Regions from separate parts of the Mus musculus genome. Here all the other regions are linked to region 1. A link is a loop called in an ENCODE intact Hi-C map of the cell type or tissue named here. Cell type or tissue: left cerebral cortex. All regions are shown on one strand.

Region 1 (2,500 bases):
AACCTTATTATAACTTAGATTTCCCACATAAAATCACCTTTTAAACCTAAGCTAACTGCATAACTTTAATCTTGAAAAAAAAAAAACCCACCAGTGTCAATTGAGAAAAAGAACATTTTTCGTGGCCAATAATGTAAAAACATGTTCCCCAAAAGTTTACAGTTTACTTAGAAACCTTACTCATTGGTAAAAAACAATTTCACTCTCCTCTGAAATCTCAAGTGTCTGCATTAAATAACATAAACGTATAATACTAAGGACAAAACTACAGCTTGCTTTCCAGATGAATCTGCTGAGAGCATCCAGGGTTGATACCCATGGGCTCAGAAAACAAGTCACTGCTGCTGAGGGTTCCGGTGGTAGCTTCTCTCCTGCTGCTCTCCCGTGCTTCATGCTCGCAGTGGAATTGCAGAGCAGGGAATCCAACTCTTTTAACAGAACTCAAAGTGGTTTTTGGGTAATGACAAAAAAAAAAAAGAAAAGGAATTAATAGGACATTTATCTACTTTGCCAAGCTTGCCCCAATTTTGTTTTTTAATAGATACACAAATTCAAGGTCAGCATAAACTTCTACCTGTTTAAGAGTTTTAGCTTAGAGAAAGTACCCAAGGAGCTGAAGGAGTCTGCAACCCTATAGGTGGAACAACAATATGAACAAACCAGTGCCCCCAGAGCTCATATCTCTAGCTGCATATGTAGCAGAAGATGGCCTAGTCAGCCATCCCTGGGAAGAGAGGCCCCTTGGTATTGTAAACTTTATATGCCTCAGTACAGGGGAATGCCAGGGCCAAGAAGTGGGAGTGGGTGGGTAGGGGAGAGGGGGAGGGTATGGGGGACTTTTGGGATAGCATTTGAAATGTATATAAAGAAAATATCTAATTAAAAAAAAGTTTTAGCCTAAGAAACCAACTTTTGACATGTGTAGTGGGTTTACTGATGTTTTGTGTGGGCTCTTTAGTTGAGCACATTTCAGTCCACCAGTATAATTGACCTGGAGTGCCTTGGATGCTCTTTGGATGCTCTTTGGATGCTGGGACAGGCAAAGCTGTCAGCAACTGGAGCAACTTACTCTATAGCATGAGTTAACATAGGGGGGGATATTGTGGGGAAATAGCATGATCATTGGGACGGCCTGATCTTTCAGTTGGTGGATTCTAGAGAGCTGATTTCTCTTGGGCTGATTCTTACCTATAAAGAAGACTTTTAAAGAAACATTTTCAGGAACACTTTTCAGCAATTCCACCAGGGGGCAGTGAAGGCCCCTGCAATGTTGGTGACTGAAGCTAGAAAATTCATAGTCCTGTTTTTGTTTTTGTTTTGGTTGGTTTGTTTACTTGTTTTTGGTTTTGTTTTTTTTTTAAAACTTGAGTAGGTGTGTGGGAGGAACATTAATGTATCAAGATTTCCCACAGATGTTAGGGCATATTAGGAACCAAGTTTCAGCAGAGGACAGGATGGCTAAATGGCATGAGTACAGCAAAGTGACGATGTTGAAACCAGCTGTTGCACTTGGTTAAATTGAATAGCAGTTTGAGCTGTTGGTTGAATGGACAGTTCACGATTCTTGATGTTTCTCTCCAGCTGCCTCAAGATATGGAAAGACTTCGCTTTGACAGAGGTACTTATCAGTGATGGTTTGTATATGCTTGGCCCAGGGAGTAGCAGGATTAGAAAGTGTGGCCCTGTTGGAGTAGATGTGTCACTATGGGTGTGGACTAGAAGACTCTCATCCTAGCTGCATGGAAGCCAGTATTCTGCTAGCAGCCTTCAGATAAAGATGTAAAACTCTCAACGCCTCCTGCACCATGCCTGCCTGGATGCTACCACGTTCCTGCCTTGATGATGATGGACTGAACCTCTGAACCTGTAAGCCAGCCCCAATTAAATGTTGTCCTCTCAAGAGTTGCCTTGGTCATGGTGTCTGTTCACAGCAGCAAAACCCTAAGACACCGTCCCATGAAAGTACAGAGGCAAGATTTCTGTAATGAATGGCACTGGGCAGGATAACTTATGAAGAACTCAAGACTTTTACTGAATTCTGGTCATTGATTTATGTTAACTAGTCAGGGAGACTTGACTGCAAGAAGAATGGAATTGAGTTTCTGCTGAGGCATCTGCTTTCCTAATGGCATCTGGCCCTTAGTAACACTGAAAGAAGCTGGGTGATATGGCCAAGAACAAAATAAATAAACAAACAAACAAAACCCCAAAACATGCTGTCTGCCCAGGTGAAGCCAGGACCAAAGCCCACTCTATTCTGCCCTTTACCCATGCTCTTCCAGTTGCAATTCTGTGGGATTTTGATGAAGTCCTTTGAACTGTCAAGCCAATGTCCTAAACGATTTGGATAACTTTCTTGTTGATTCTTAGGGAGGAACAAAGTAAGGCAGGCTTCAATTTTTTGCAGGTAAGGTCTCTGACATAGCCAAGAATAAGGCTCAGCTAGCTGTGCCAACCACCAATCAAATACTCAGGATTGACCATATCTGAGAGAGAAAGA
Region 2 (2,500 bases), 76 kb after region 1:
TTTAGCCACACAATTATTAAAATGAGGGAGAAACAAGGAAAATTTTCTAGTATGAAAACTGGTACCAGTGAAGGGAAGCCGGATGCTAAGCTGAGAAAGGGCATTACATGAAAACATAAAGGCTCTGCTAGTTAGTAACTAATCACCTTCAAAAACAGATGCCACTGGGAGGAATGTGTCTGCAGGATAGACAGCCTAAAAGGACCCAAGCCCTTAGGTTCATTTTTGTGTTTTTTTTTTTTAAATGCTGTCAATTTTAGGAATTGCTTTGTGAAAGTATAGTGTAATTCATCCATTTAAGTGTAATAGACTGATTTTCTGGTAATGATAAGTATAAAGGATGTCTTGATTATGTATCCCCAAACAAATCTGTGAAAGAGGCAGGTGATAAGTTGCATGCATCACCAACATTACTAGATTAGATCCAATTATTTTGTAAACATAGTCATACTACATGCGCAGTGGGGTGAAAATCAGCTATCTCTTTCTCTTTTCTTCTACACACGGGTAGGTGGCATCTGGCAGTATCCAGACTTAGAAAACTGTGGGTGTTTTGAAATGTGATGAAAGTTGGAGATGTTGTCTTGCTAAGTCTGGCTTGTATGACAAATGTTATCTACTGAGCCATCTCCGGGGAAGGCTTCAGTAGACACTAAGCAGGGTACTGTGTACTAGAAGTATCTTCTCCCTTTCTTCTGTTTGCCTTTCCCATCTTAATGGAGACATGGGTGAAAAAGAATTCTCATTTTTAACTTAACAGCATTTTTCCCATTTTCGTTTGCACTTTTGGGCCAGATCAAGAATGAGTTTCGGCTTAACCAATAGTTTTAAATTAAGGTGCAAGGTTTGCACAGTAAAAGTTGGCATATGAAAAAAAAAAGTTGGCATATGTGGAAATTCACTCATCTTGAGGCAACTAGGTTTTGGGACACAGGGCTTAGCATTACTGTACACAGCCACCGAGCCAACCTCAACAAGACTGGATTTAAATTCTCATTTTGCCACTTAGAAATCTCTTTTCTGCTTCAATTTTCCCATCTGAAAATAGAAACGTAGGTTTGATGAAAGCTCTAAGTGATCTACTGCAGGTAAACTCTTAGTGAAATGTCAGACACATGGAATGCACCTTGTATATGTTTTTGCTGTGCTTCTTGCAGTTTAATTTTCTCGATAGAGGCGTAATCATGCCCTAAGTCATGCCTTGGATTTCAAGTCTGTGGAGATAAAAATTGCTACATGAAAATCAATCTTGAAGATGGTTACAATGCCATTAGTTTCTTTGAAAACTAGCAAGGTCACAGTCTTTTCATGCCAATTTCTAAGCACTAGAAACTTTAAAAAGTCATTGCCTCATTTGATCTTAATAACAATGAAAAGACATGAGGTGCATGCTATTCTATATTCATTTCTTAGAGAGGTGGGCCCTTCCATTAAGTTTGGCAAATAAGTCCTCAGAGTAAGCGCATGCTATAAAAAGTGATGTTTGATGAGTCAAGCTCACTGACATGGAAATGTATAAATTCATCCTGTGGGGAAAGAAGGTACCAAATTTACAGGGGAAGAATCACTTTGATATAAAAATACCACCTCTACATGTACACACTTCATGAGGTGATGTCCAGATAAAAGCATATATTTAATATCTCATACATTTATACATTTTCATAGAAAAATTTAGAAAAATGTTAAGTGTGAACAGTGGACATATGCATAAATATGCATGTGTGTGAAATTTTATAAAGTTGGTTTTCCTCTAAGAAAATCTTTGGGAAATTGTTGTTTTTCCTGAAATGAAATTTCAAGTCACGCTAAATGTTTTTTTTTTTTTTTTGGAATATGTTTATTGGAGGTGTGATAAGGTGTGGGAGTATGGGTCCCATGCTGAGGCATCCTTTCTCCCTGAGGTACCAGCCACATGAGGGTATAGTATATGATAGCATTTGTTCCGAGCATGGGGAGGGGAGTTAAGAGGGTAGGGGAGAGAGAGAGAGAGAGAGAGAGAGAGAGAGAGAGAGAGAGAAATAGAGGAGGAGAGAGAGGCTGGCCATGAGCACTTGGAGAGAAAGGGAGGAGGGGGAATGCTAAATGTTATTAATTAGAGTTTGAATATTTAATAATATATGGACTATTTTTTTATAAAAAATAATATAACTTAAACATACCAATAACTCCCTAAAGACTACAAAATCCTTAATGAATATTGCAACATAACCAGGACTAGCAGGCTAAAGGGGAAGAATCCTGGCACGGGTATCACATATTTCCTCAGGGATTCAATCTTTGAAGTATCAGTCACTGGGTAGTGGATGTTGTGGTAGATGACAAATAAAATGTTGAGCAAAGTAGAACAGTGTCTGATAGTCCTAACGCACAAAAAGCTTTGGTGAGCCATTCCCAGGACCTAATGGAATCTCATGCTCCATTTGCCTGTGTGTGTTCTGAGTGTGACTCAGGGGAGGCAGTGGAAGGAACAGAATGGTAAGGAAAGCCATCACACAAA
Region 3 (2,500 bases), 690 kb after region 1:
TAAAAGGCATCTTGGCAAGTCGGCATGTAGTGGGAATAAACAGAGGGTTAAGTGGCAGGGAGGTTGAATACTGGGTACTTTTACAATGCATTCATTCATTCATTCATTCATTCAATCATTCATTCATTGTATAGGCAATAAGTCACACGATCATTCACAGAATGACACTTATTAAAATATCTGCACCATGTCCCCTGCCCCGCTTTGCAGTCATTCTTGCTACTCCAACTACTCCACTGCAACCCACATCCATCCATGTTTCTTTACATGTTGCAAAAATAGTTGTGTGGTTTGGGGTTGTGTGTGTGTGTGTCTGTCTGTGTATGCATGTGTGTGTATGCAGGCATGCATGCATGTATGTTGTTTAGTTTGCTTTCTCAAATATGGCTTTGCTGTAAGAGCAGTTTGTAGTGTTGGAGACACAGTTATTTGCAATAAGCATAAGTAGCTGGGTCTGATTCATTCACAAGGTTATTGCTCTTCTGAGGAGGAAATTAAATCCCGCCTAGCAATTTTAATTTTAAAGTAAATTGTGGTGTGGTGCCACAGTCCTGACCCTGAACAATAATCTCATTTCATAGTCTTGGAACATTCTGGAGCATCTGGTGTCCTTACTAGTTCCCAAAAGCCATATCATAAAAGTGCTTAAAAAAAAAAAAAACCAAACAAACAACTTCTTGAATTCTATTAAATTTCTGGAGGAACTTGTCTCCTTTGCTTTGGTTTCTTCTTTGTTTTTAATTAAAAACGAGAGGAAAGAACAAGTAGCCAAGATTTTAAAATTAAATGGTAAGCATGAGCAGAAGTTACGTAGGCCTAACTTCCGTCTACCCACGGACTGAGACAGGCAGCGCTGAGCCCCCTTCTGTTCCTGTGGAGCATGTGAGTCCTGGAGATACAGTGACTAAGATCAGGTTCCTATGCTTTCATGTCTATATTTCAGTTTCTGGCACATTCCATTGTACCAGCCAGGGTTTTCTATCCTCTACAACTTCCCCACTCCTATGCATTTGCCCTTTAACCTTCCTCAGAATCACAGCCATCTTTGTTGTGCAAGTGTCCAGTGCCACCAACACTTCCTTAAACTAGTTCTAAGCCTTGCTCTTTATATAATAAAACTGCAGATCCTGCATTACCCAACCCCTTTGCTTCTTAGCAAAAACATATAAGAGATTAAAAATACAGTGCAATATTCTAAAGACTATGAAAGCCTTAACAAAATAACATATGGCATCAGTTATCTTTCAAGTCAGCAAAATTTAGTACTCAGTATTTGCAGATTCTTGCTGATGCCACAGACTCCAGGCACAAGGATGTCTATGACCAGCCCCAAATACAGCCTCTCCTTAAGTTAACACAGGTTTTTCTTTACAAAATCACTCACGTATTTATAGAACATGGGTAGATATGCATGTTTTTTTTTTTACTTCATCATTGTTCTATGATCAGGCTAATTAATAAGAAGAATAAGTCAGAAACACCACAAAAGAAAACAATTGGCAATAGTCTATCAACACAAGAATGAGCTAAGATTTTTGGAATCACCAAAGGTCAGAGAAAGTAATAAAATAACTCGGGGCATTATAAACCAGTGACATGTCAAATTCTGCTTCATTTTGGAAATCAATAAAAGATGTCAACAGTGCTTTTCCCTTCATAGTCAAAAGAGGAAAAAATAGTAGGCTTTGTGTACTTGTCAGATAATAAACTCTGAAGGCAACTCCCTGCCAACCACGAGGTCTACATATGAATTAGATTCTTCCAGGTAATTGCTTACAAAAATATAGCCTATGGTTAGAATCAATAAACAACCTATTAGCAAAACCACTATCAATTCCTTGAAAGAAAATAGATCAATACCATCAAATTCTATATTCTTATCCTTGAACATAAATCATATAATTATACTGTAGACACACAGAACATCTACACAATGCATTAATAAACAATAGAGGGGCCTAGCAAACACAGAAGTGGATGCTCACAGTCAGCTATTGAATGGATCACAGGGCCCCCAATGGAGGAGCTAGAGAAAGTACCCAAGGAACTAAAGGGAACTGCAACCCTATAGGTAGAACAACAATATGAACTAACCAGTACCCCGGAGCTCTTGTATCTAGCTGCATATGTATCAAAAGATGGCCTAGTCGGCCATCACTGGAAAGAGAGGCCCATTGGACTTGCAAACTTTATATGCCCCAGTACAGGGGAACGCCAGGGCCAAAAAGGGGGCGTGGGTGGGTAGGGGAGTGGGGGGGTGGGTATGGGGGACTTTTGGGATAGCATTGGAAATGTAAATGAGGAAAATACCTAATAAAAAATAAACAATAGAAACGTTGTGTGTAAATCTTAGAGAAAGAAAATTAATAAGCAGTACCATTCAGAAGATTTCCTATGGTTGAGGTGGGCATATCTCTCTCTCCCTTTGTAATTCTTTACTGATTGTCATGGTTTGTTTATTCTTGGACCAGGAAGTGGCACCATTTGGAGGTGTGGCCTT

The links. A loop is a pair of places that touch in the nucleus more often than their neighbours do. Peaks named below come from ENCODE experiments on the same cell type or tissue, not always from the same donor. Only the 100,000 strongest peaks of a DNase experiment are listed, where the experiment ranks them.
Region 2: it touches region 1 in a loop (2.7-fold over the local background); 4 of 42 quality-filtered maps call a loop at or near these places.
Region 3: a loop joins it to region 1, with 7 times the contacts of the local background. A loop is called at or near these places in 20 of 42 quality-filtered maps.

What each region holds. Positions count from the first base shown.
Region 1 is chr15:90,927,997-90,930,496 of GRCm38, reverse strand. No RefSeq gene overlaps it. Among named protein-coding and RNA genes, the nearest start is that of Gm36618, 13 kb to the right of the region's middle. In left cerebral cortex, a CTCF peak has its summit at 1,245 (motif pointing right); a DNase peak (open chromatin) is centred at 1,227.
Region 2 is chr15:90,852,053-90,854,552 of GRCm38, reverse strand. No RefSeq gene overlaps it. Among named protein-coding and RNA genes, the nearest start is that of Gm36618, 63 kb to the left of the region's middle. In left cerebral cortex, no CTCF peak of the experiment used is centred here; DNase peaks (open chromatin) are centred at 940 and 1,467; H3K27ac peaks cover 498 bases.
Region 3 is chr15:90,242,642-90,245,141 of GRCm38, reverse strand. No RefSeq gene overlaps it. Among named protein-coding and RNA genes, the nearest start is that of Mir7648, 20 kb to the right of the region's middle. In left cerebral cortex, no CTCF peak of the experiment used is centred here; DNase peaks (open chromatin) are centred at 862 and 1,243; H3K27ac peaks cover 1,527 bases.